Linked DNA regions of Homo sapiens: region 2 is linked to region 1. Evidence: read pairs that join two places in POLR2A ChIA-PET (ENCODE). Cell type or tissue: Panc1. All regions are shown on one strand. Links, peaks and the distances in the headings refer to the core of each region. The heading gives the core; the rest is flanking DNA.

Evidence for each region. Peaks named below come from ENCODE experiments on the same cell type or tissue, not always from the same donor. Only the 100,000 strongest peaks of a DNase experiment are listed, where the experiment ranks them.
Region 2: POLR2A ChIA-PET joins it to region 1 with 11 read pairs; 2 of 35 experiments call an interaction of 5 or more read pairs at or near these places.

The regions. Positions count from the first base shown.
Region 1 is chr19:56,174,893-56,180,265 of GRCh38, reverse strand. GALP (galanin like peptide) reads right to left here and starts at 4,258. Exons shown (of 6, transcript NM_033106.4): 1 at 4,204-4,258; 2 at 3,071-3,196. The coding sequence starts at 3,157. RefSeq lists enhancers at 4,022-4,572, 4,573-5,123. In Panc1, for the core only: no CTCF peak of the experiment used is centred there; no DNase peak of the experiment used is centred there.
Region 2 is chr19:56,224,096-56,229,468 of GRCh38, reverse strand. ZSCAN5A (zinc finger and SCAN domain containing 5A) reads left to right here. Exons shown (of 6, transcript NM_001322064.3): 3 at 4,296-4,806. The coding sequence starts at 4,423. Among named protein-coding and RNA genes, the nearest start is that of ZSCAN5C, 25 kb to the right of the region's middle. In Panc1, for the core only: no CTCF peak of the experiment used is centred there; no DNase peak of the experiment used is centred there.

The sequences.
Region 1 (5,373 bases), core at 315-5,314:
CAACATCGTGCCCACAGCCAGCAATACGGTGTTGCACACTTTAAAGATATGTTAAGCCTGGGGGTGGTGCTCATGCTGTAATCCCAGCATTTGGGGAGGCCGAAGCAGAAGGATGGCTTGAGAACAGGAGTTCAAGGCCAGCCTGGCCAACATGGCGAAATCTCGCCTCTACAAAAAATACAAAAATTAGGCCGGGCGTGGTGGCTCTCGCCTGTAATCTCAGCACTTTGGGAGGCTGAGGTGGGCGGATCACCTGAGGTCAGGAGTTCAAGACCAGCCTGGCCAACCTCGTCTCTACTAAAAATAAAAAAAATTAGCTGGGCATAATCCCAGCTACTTGGGAGGCTGAGGCAGGAGAACCGCTTGAACCTGGGAGGTGGAGATTGCAGTGAGCGGGGATTGCACCACTGCGCTCCAGCCTGGGCAACAGAGTGAGACTCCGTCTCAATAAAACAAAACAAAACAAAAAATACAAAAATTAGCCAGGCATGGTGGCGCACACCTGTAGGTGGGAGGATCACTTTAGCCCAGGAGTTTGAGGCTACAGTGAGCTATGATCTCATCCCTGCACTCCAGCCTGGGTGACAGAGCGAGACTCTGTCTCAAAGAAAAAAAAAAAAAAAAAGAGAGGCTCTTCCTCCAACAACCCTAGTAGGTAAACTTGCTATTAGCTTCATTAGAAAGAGGCTCTTGGCCAAGGCTGGCGGATCACGAGGTCAGGAGATCGAGACCATCCTGGCTAACACGTGAAACCCCATCTCTACTAAAAATACAAAATATATATATATATAATAGCCGGGCGTGGTGGCGGGTGCCTGTAGTCCCAGCTACTCGGGAGGCTGAGGCACGAGAATGGCGTGAACCTGGGAGGCAGAGCTTGCAGTGAGCTGACATTGCGCCACTGCACTCTAGCCTGGGCCACAGAGCGAAATTCCGTCTCAAAAAAAAAAAAAGAAAGAAAGAGGCTCTTGAGGCCCAGAAAGATTCTGCAAATTGCAACAAATTGCAACACACTAAGAAGAACAGCTGGGACTCAAACCCAGGTGGATCCCAGACTCTTTATTTATTTATTTATTTATTTTGAGATGGAGTCTCGCGTCTCACTCTGCCACCCAGGCTGAAGCGCAGTGGTGCCATCTTGGCTCACCGCAACCTCCGCCTCCTGGATTCAAGCGATTCTCCTGCCTCAGCCTCCTGAGCAGCTGGGCTTACAGGCACCTGCCACAAGGCCCAGCTAATTTTTGTATTTTTAATAGAGACAGGGGGTTTCGCCATGTTGGCCAAGCTGGTCTCAAACTCCTGACCTCAGGTGATCCGCCCTCCTCGGCCTCCCAAAGTGCTGGGATTGCAGGCGTGAGCCACCGTGCCCGGCCGGTAGATTCCAGACTCTTAAGGAGGATGTGCACTGAATATTTAAGCCAGAGTGTTCCACTGTGTAAGGTGGGAAGTAGCAAAATAGAACCAACTGCAAAGGATTGTGGGGTAGAATTAGCTAATTCACATCACGGGTTTCACACAACGCCAAGCGCTGAGAAAACCCTCCACAGCCATTAGCTCTTGTCAAAACTCCTCGAACATCCCTATAGGATGGATTCCGTTATCCCTTAGTTATATAGAAAAAAAGGAGGCTCAAAGAAACAAATAGCTTGCCAAAGACCAAGCCAGAACCTGGAGGAGAGCTGCTATCCCAACTCAGGGCAGCTGAATGCCAAGCCGGCGTCTCTTTTTTTTTTTTTTTTTTTTTGTTGTTGTTGTTAGCATTTCTTTTCTTTTTCTTTTCTTTTCTTGTTTTTGTTTTTGTTTGAGATGGGTTATTGCTCTTTCGCCCAGGCTGGAGTGCACTGGCACCATCTCAGCTCATTGCAAACTCAGCCTCCTGGGTTCAAGCAATTCTCATGCCTCAGCCTCCCAAGTAGCTCGGACTACAGTCACGCAAGACCATACCTAGTTAATTTTTTTTTTTTAAGAGATGGAGGTTCTCACTATGTTGCCCAGGCTGGTCTCGAACTCCTGAGCTCAAGCAATTCTCTAATCTTGGCCTCTCAAAGTACTGGGATTACAGGAGTGAGCCACTGGGACTGGCCTCTTTTTTTTTTTTTTGTTAGAAAAAAACTGCATTTTAAATGCAGGCGTGGTGCACAACACGTGTGGAAATACGGCTACACTGCGGAGTGACTCCATCAAGGTAATTACCCTCTACATTACGTCATGTGCTTAGCTTTTTTGTGGTGAGAACACCTAACATCCATCTACTCTCTTAGCAATTTTCAAGTATACAACACATTGTTATGAACAACAGCCACCATGCTGTACCAGAGATCTAGTTTATTTCCCCTGTCTAACTGAAACTGTGTATCCCTGGACCAACATCTCTTAATTATTTAATCCTCTTGGCTAAATAATGAGAGCTGCCTGCCATCCGAGTTAACTGTTAACTCTCACAGTGCTGGAATTGGACAAAGAAGATCCACTCAGAGACCAGAGAGGTTAGGCAATGTGACTGAAGTCACACAGCTAGAAAGTCGCAGATCCCGGATTTCAAACTCAACCCAGCCTCTACAGCCCATGCTGTGGAGGTGTGTGATCAAAGGTTTTCAAAGTGTCGTCCCAGACTGGGTGCCGTGGCTGACACCTGTGATCCCAGTACTTTGGGAGGCCAAGGCGGGTGGATCACTTGAAGCCAGGAGGTCAGGAGTTCAAGACCAGCCTAGCCAACATGGTGAAACCCCATTTCTTCTTTTTTTTTTTTTTTTTTGAGATGGAGTCTCGCTCTGTCACCCAGGCTGGAGTGCAGTGGCACAATCTCGGCTCGCTGCAACCTCCGCCTGCCAGGTTCAAGCGATTCTCCTGCCTCAGCCTCCTGAGTAGCTGGGACTACAGGCACGTGCCACCATGCCCGGCTAATTTTTGTGTTTTTAGTAGAGACACGCAATATTTCTTCTCATATTTTCAGGATTTGAGCTTCTTCCCCAGGACCCTTGACACAAGCCAGAAGCATTTTTAAAAACTCTTCCCAGAGGGCAGGGATTTGGGGACACTGTTGTTTCCGAGGAACTTAGGGAGGCGTTACCCGGTGGGCAGGTGCGGATGCTGGAGTCTCTGCCAGGCTCAGCAAGAGGACGAGGAGGAGGACCAGGGGGACGGAGGGAGGAGCCATCGAAGGCAGGACGACAGGTGCCTACAGCTGCGGAACACGCTGCAAGGAGAGAGCGGCCAGTCATTTTCCGAAGCGGGGGCCAGGTGCATTTCCGATAAGGACAGAGGAATTTATTTTTTAGCTTTATGGAGGCATCATCGAGATACAAAAATGGCGCACATTTAATGTACACATCTTGAGGAGTTTGGACGTGTGCAAGCAATTAAGCCTCTCCTTCCCCCATCATCGGATCAGGCCGACCTGGTCCCCCAGCGCCCATGCCTTCTGCCCCACTGCCTCCACCACTCCATCTTCAAACCTTTCCGTCCCCTTACCTGCCCCTCACCTTTTCCCTGCCACCAATGCTGGGGTTTCTCCTGTTATCCCCATCCCTTCAAGCCCCCCATCACTCTCCCAGGAGCCCCTCACTCCCTCCACCCCTCTGCCCTCCTGGCCTAGGCTCTCACCCCAGTGCAGCTTGGATCCACCCCTCTGCCCTCCTGGCCTAGGCTCTCACCCCGGTGCAGCTGGCATCCACCCCTCTGCCCTCCTGGCCTAGGCTCTCACCCCGCTGCAGCTGGCATCCGCCCCTCTGCCCTCCTGGCCTAGGCTCTCACCCCCGTGCAGCTGGGATCCGCCCCTCTGCCCTCCTGGCCTAGGCTCTCACCCCGCTGCAGCTGGCATCCGCCCCTCTGCCCTCCTGGCCTAGGCTCTCACCCCGGTGCAGCTGGGATCCGCCCCTCTGCCCTCCTGGCCTAGGCTCTCACCCCGGTGCAGCTGGGATCCGCCCCTCTGCCCTCCTGGCCTAGGCTCTCACCCCGGTGCAGCTGGGATCCGCCCCTCTGCCCTCCTGGCCTAGGCTCTCACCCCGCTGCAGCTGGCATCCGCCCCTGTGCCCTCCTGGCCTAGGCTCTCACCCCGCTGCAGCTGGCATCCGCCCCTCTGCCCTCCTGGCCTAGGCTCTCACCCCGCTGCAGCTGGCAGCCGACCCTGTGCCCTCCTGGCCTAGGCTCTCACCCCGGTGCAGCTGGGATCCGCCCCTCTGCCCTCCTGGCCTAGGCTCTCACCCCGCTGCAGCTGGCAGCTCTCCGCAGCTCTCTCTGGCTCCTCGCTCCAGCGCCTGGACTCTTTCACGCCCCCTGAGCTTTTATGCCTTCTGAGGAGACAATAGAAGGGAGGGGGGAAAGGGAGGGGATTAGAAGAAGGGAGAGGGAGTGAAGAGGATGGAGGTGGGGGAACAGTCATCCACTCCAGGGGCTTTCAAACGCTGGTCTGTGAGGTCAAAACACACACTTCATCGCGGGAAATGCTGCTGTGCCTTGGTTTCCCCTGGTAGACCCTGCCCTTCCCCCTCCTTCTGTGCCCCTTTATCTTCCAGCTGTCCTGTTCCAGACTTTGCAGCTATTCGAGGGCTCCCTCCCTCCCTCTTATCTGCGTCTGGGCCTTGACCTGTGTCTTCCTTGGTTGTCTCCACCTGCCACTGGTGTCTCCGTAGCCCTGTCCCCTCTGCCCCCATCAATCCCTCCAAGCCTCCGCAGCTCCCTCACTGAGTTGCATTTCTTCTGTCTTGCACGGTAGACCCTGTTTATTTGTTTACTTGTGAGCTGTCTATCTCCCCGCCCCCCACCTACCACCCTGGCTAAAGGAGACCCCATGAGGGGTGTCAACTGTGTCTTGTTCATGGCTGCGTCCCTAGGCCGGAAGCTCTCAACCAGGAGTGACTCTGCCCCGATGCTGCCCCAGCCTCACCCCAGGACATGTGACCAAGTCTGGAGACAGTTTTGTTTGTTCGTTTTTTTTGTTTTTGTTTTGAGACGGAGTCTCGCACTGTCGCCCAGGCTGGAGTGCAGTGCTGTGATCTCGGCTCACTACAAGCTGTGCCTCCCGGGTTCACGCCATTCTCCTGCCTCAGCCTCCCGAGTAGCTGGGACGACAGGCGCCCGCCACCACGCCCGGCTAATTTTTTGTATTTTTAGTAGAGACAGACGGAGTTTTACTATGTTGGCCAGGCTAGTCTTGAACTCCTGACCTCGTGATCTTCCCGCCTCAGCCTCTCAAAGTGCTGGGATTACAGGCGTGAGCCACCGCGCCCGGCTGGAGACATCTTTACTTGGGACTTGGGAGGGACTCCCGGCATCTCGTGGGTGGAAGCCAGGGACGCGGCTCAGCCTCCCACAGTGCTCAGGAAAGGCCTCCCCGATGGGAAGGACCCAGCCCCGAAAGTCAATAGCTCCAAA
Region 2 (5,373 bases), core at 141-5,140, 49 kb before region 1:
AAATGTAACAAAGTATGAGAACATGCCTCAGAAAATAATTGTTACAATTTCTTGGCAAAATGAACCTTGTATTGAGCACTTTACTGACATAGTCTTACTTCATCTTCAAAACAACACATCAGGAAAGTTCTACTCCCAAGAAGTTTGAAGTTCCCAGAGTGAAGCGGCTTAAGATTTTCCAAGGATTTAAACCAGAATCAGTGTAAAATTAACAGCCCTCCAATTTGTCCTAAAGGTTAGACGAGAAGGTTTCCTCTGAAATTAAAATGAATGAGTCACTACTTGAATGGATTAGTGTCATCCAACTGATGGTGTGAACTTCCCAAATTGTAATCTAATCCTGCCTAGCACTTAATTATCATTCCACATTAACTCCATGATCCACACAGTAAAATTCACACCCACCGTTAAGGCTTTTCGTGCTTGAGAGCCCTAACTGAGGGGGGCTGAGAACTAGGGAACCCCGTAGGACCCTCAGTGTATCTATAAACCACCCTATCACCGTCCTGGAATGAATGCAGAGTGGGGACCATGTGCCTTTCTCTGGTTCCCACTGTTTTTATATAAGGGTAGGTTGGCTGATATCAAACCACTGATTTAGTCTAGTTCAAACAAAGCTTTCCCATGTCAACTCCAATATTCTTTTTAAAAAATAAAAAATTATCACCAATATTCATTATGTATCAACAAAGACTGTCTCTTTTTTTCAGTAAAAAATTATCACCAATATTCATTATGTATCAACAAAGACTGTCTCTTTTTTTCAGTATCTTGACATTCATATGTGAGAGCTTTGCTCAAACTAGATCAAATCACTGGTTTGATACTAATCCACCAGCTCTTAACATGTTCTTTACTTGTTAGGATATTACTGTCTGTGGCATGAGGGGACCCAAAATGGTTAAAACTCGCAAATCTATATTTTCTGAGGCCACCAAATACTTCAGCAGTATGACAACTCAGTAGAGCGGGAAATATTTGCACAGTAGGCATGTTTAGTACATTAATTTCCTGTGGGTGGGGTTTCAGTGGGAACCATAATCAACGCCGATTACGTAAAATGGACTCTATGGCCCTAAACCAATCACGGGGCGGCGCAGGGAACCGGAAACGCGGCCTGGAGTCCCGCTTCTCCATAAATAGACGCAGTTCAGCTCCAGGCCGGTTGGAGAGCGCATCCCAGACCGAGAAGGTCGGAGGCAGAAGCCGGGAAGGAGGTGAGTGTCCAGCGGGGATGTCTGTCGGGTTTAGGAGCTGGCATGTCGGGGGTTGGTTTCAGAAAGTTTGGGTTTATTTTTTCGTGCGTTTTCTCGGAGACTTTGTGAAGGCAGCGGGTCTCCTTTGCACCCCATGATTAACTCTGACTCGTTATGTAACGCTTCTGTAAACTAGGAATAATACTAACTTTCTCATCAAGCTTAGGTTATATTTTATTTTATTTTAGAGACAGGGTCTCGCTTGAATTCCAGACTAGCCTGGAATTCCTGGGCTCAAGCGATCCGCCCGCCTCCGCCTCCCGAGTAGCTGGGACTACAGGCATATGCCACAACGACTGGATAAATTTTTAATTTTTTTTTTGCAGAGATGGGGTCTCGGTATATTGCTCAGGCTGGTCCTGAACTCCTGGGCTCTAGCATGTTCCCATGTCGGTCTTCCAACCTGTTAGAATTACAGGCCTGAGCCACTTTGCCTGCCACACACCCTTTTTAAAAAGCATTGCTGGATTTTCCCTTTGCACAGGGTGAAATCAAATCATTGATGAATGAGCATCAACCTACTAGGCCAATGAGAATCTGAGCTAAGTGTCCCTACCTGGGTGACCCGTGTGGTATATACTCCCAGAATTGAATACTAACTCCTGTGTCTGCCTTTATTTTTTCCTGTGTCTTGTTTCTTACTTTAACGGGGAATGAACTAAGATCAAATACAAAGTGATTTCTAGGAACATGAAACCACTTTCTTTTTTAGAGACAGGATCTCACTATGTTGCCCAGGCTGTTATCAAACACTTGGGCTCAAGTGATCCTCCCACCTCCGCCTCTGCCTCCTGAGCAGCAGCAGGCGCCCTCTGGCAAAACCACTTTTAATTCCAGAATTTCAGGCTCCCTTTTCTCTATCATATCTGTGTGCTTTTTCAATAAAAATTAATTTGCTTCTAATTGAAAACTAAAAATTGTATATATTTATGGCATATAGCATAATATGCTTTGTAGTATTACAAACATTGTTAAATGGCTAAATTGAGCTAATATTCATATGCCCTACCTCATGTACTAACCATTTTTGGTTTTGAGAATACTTGAAATCTAATTTTTTTTAAGCAGTTTCCAAGTATACAATACATTGTTATGAACTGAAGTCACCATGTTGGACAATTGCTCTTTTGAATTGATTTCTTCAATTGAAATTTGTACTCTTTGACCTATATCTTCCCAACCCCTACCCCAGCCCTGGTAACTATTCTACTCACTACTACTATGAGTTCCACTGGGTTTTTAATTATTATTTATGTTATTTACTTCTTTTTAAATTTTTTTTTGTAATTTGAACTTGTGTTTTAGATTCAGTGGGTACCTGTGCAGATTTGTTGCATGAGTATATTGAGTGATGCTGAGGTGTGAGGTATGACTCTACCCATCACCCAGGATATGAGGATAGTACCCAATAGGTAGTTTTTCAACCCTCCCTCCCTCTATCCCTCCAGAGTTTCACTGTTTTGGAGTCCACGTCCTGATTTCCTTTCCTCTGTGTACCTGCCCCGGAGCGGGATTGCCGGATCATGCAGTTGTTGGACTTTCAATTTTCTGAGGAGCTTCTATACTGTCTCCCATATCGGCTGCTCTAATTTACATCCCAGCACAGGGCGCAGAGGACCCCTTTCCCCCAAATCCTCACCAACACTCGTTCCATGTGTCTTTTTGGGAACAGCCACTCTAGCAGGCGTGAGGGGTGCCTTGTGGTTTGGATTTGCATGTCCCTGATGATGAGTGATAATGAGCACCTTTTCCTAGACCTGCTGGCCATTCACATGTCTTCATCTGAGATGTCCACACAGGCGCCTTAAGCCCTTCTAGTGGGTTATGTGTTTTCTCGCTCTGGAGGAGTTTGAGTTGCTTATGTTTTGCACAGGAGCCCCGTGAGATGTGTGGTGTGTAAATATTGTCTCCTCCTCTGGGTTGTCTCCCGCCTCTGCCGATTGTCTCCCTGGCTGTCTCTCTGTTCTGCACTTGCTCAAAGTCCTTCCAGGAAGTGTGGGGCACTCGCCCTCCAGGCTACCAGTGACTTTTCCCAAGACCCTTCTGCCAGTTTTTTCTCCCCTCTGCAGACCTTCAGGTTGCTTCCCCCACCTGTGTCTAGGAAAGCAGGGCTGTGTTCTCATAGCTGTTGAACTTGGACGATAATTGATGCCTGGAGAGTATCACTCAGTGGCTCCTGCCTAATGAAGCTAGGTTTAGGAATTAATTTTTAAAAATCTTATTATTGTATCAACCCACTTCTTTAAAATATCAAAGAGCACTAGACTTTAAATCCATTTTCTGAGATGAGATTAGGAATACAGAAACCCTTAGAGACAGAAGGTAGATTAGTGATTGCTAGGGGCTGGGGTGGGTGGGCAGGGGGTGATCACTGATGGGGATGGGGTTGCTTTTGGGTTGATGAGATAATTCTGGAAGTAAACAGTGGTAATGGTTGTACAACATGGTGCATGTCTTAGTCCCATAAAATCGTGAACTTGAAGAGAGTAAAAAATGATGAAATTTATGAATGTACATTTTACCAAAATAACAAAATATCTGTGTAGGTGCTTAATCCTCATAGGATCCTTTAATGCTGTCCCTTCCCTGGAGCAAGTAAATGTTCTGGAGTTAACAAGAATATGTGTTGGGGAAAATATTACATTCTAACTCTTTTTCTCTATCCTTTTGCATAATTATGACTAAGGGCTTTGCCTTGGATCTTGTCCTGATGGGGAAACATAAAGGGCTTACTTTATTGTTGCATCACATTTTCAGAGCTTCACCTAACTATCTTATTTAATTTATAGTCAAGAACAATGTTGTTCCAATTGACAGGAAAACTGATTCAGCCTCTGCACAGTGATTTCCTAGAGATCAGAATCCAGGGGTCATTAAGATTTTAAACCAGAGTATGTAGTCAGGTATAGACACTGGAAGATTTCCACTGTGCTGAATTCGATGCTGCTGAAGAAGTGGCATCCAGGATGAGGGATTTCGAAGGGAGGGATGGATGGAGTAGTAACTTAAACTAATGAGGCTCATACTTTTCCCCCCCAGACTTCTGAATGAACAGTGAATCTATTACTGAGGAAAACCAGAGGAAGCCTGTGTAGATAGGTATCAATTAGATACCAGCTACTGGAAGAGCTTTCTCAGAGACTGATTAAAAAATTCTCCACTAGATATGGCTGCAAATTGCACATCCTCATGGAGTCTAGGAGAATCCTGCAACAGACCTGGGTTGGAGCTGCCACGGTCTATGGCATCCTCAGAAACTCAACTTGGAAATCACGACGTGGACCCTGAGATTTCTCACGTGAACTTCAGGATGTTCAGCTGCCCGAAGGAGTCGGACCCCATCCAGGCTCTGAGGAAACTCACTGAGCTGTGCCATCTGTGGCTGAGGCCCGACCTCCACACCAAAGAGCAGATCCTGGACATGCTGGTGATGGAGCAGTTCATGATCTCCATGCCCCAGGAGCTCCAGGTCTTAGTCATGATGAACGGTGTGCAGAGCTGCAAAGACCTGGAGGACCTGCTACGAAATAACAGAAGACCCAAGAAATGGGTGAGTGGGACCCTCGTGATTGGTGCAGGGAAGGGGAGCTGGGATGGGGGCTGCACGGTGCAGCTGGACTCGAGAGGACCCGAGGGGCTGCTCTAGGTCAGGGCTTCCAAGTAGAGGAGAGTTTGCCCGTCGGGGACACATGGCAGTGTCTGGGGACAGTTTTTGTTGTCAGGGAGGACAGGAGACGCTGCTAAGCGTTCTCTAACGCTCAGGACAACCCATCATGACAAATAATCATCCAGATTCCAATATCAGCTGTGCTGAGACGGCAAGTTCCTGGTGTAGGAGATGGACAGGCAGAGGGGGTACAGGGACCCACACACTGTGTGAGGCCAACATGAAAGAAAGACATTGGTGAAATATTAGGCCTGATGGAATGTAGGGAAGGAGGCATTAGAGTGAACTGAAGGGGGGCCCAGGAGTCCCATCCTGAAGCAGGGAAAGTGGTTGGTATCAGATGCAGGGATCTGCCCCCAGGTCCCCAAATGAGCCCCTAAGTTCTAATACAAGGTGAGCTGCCATCGGCCAATTGAGTTGGATTCACCCAGAATATTTCTCCTTGTCTTC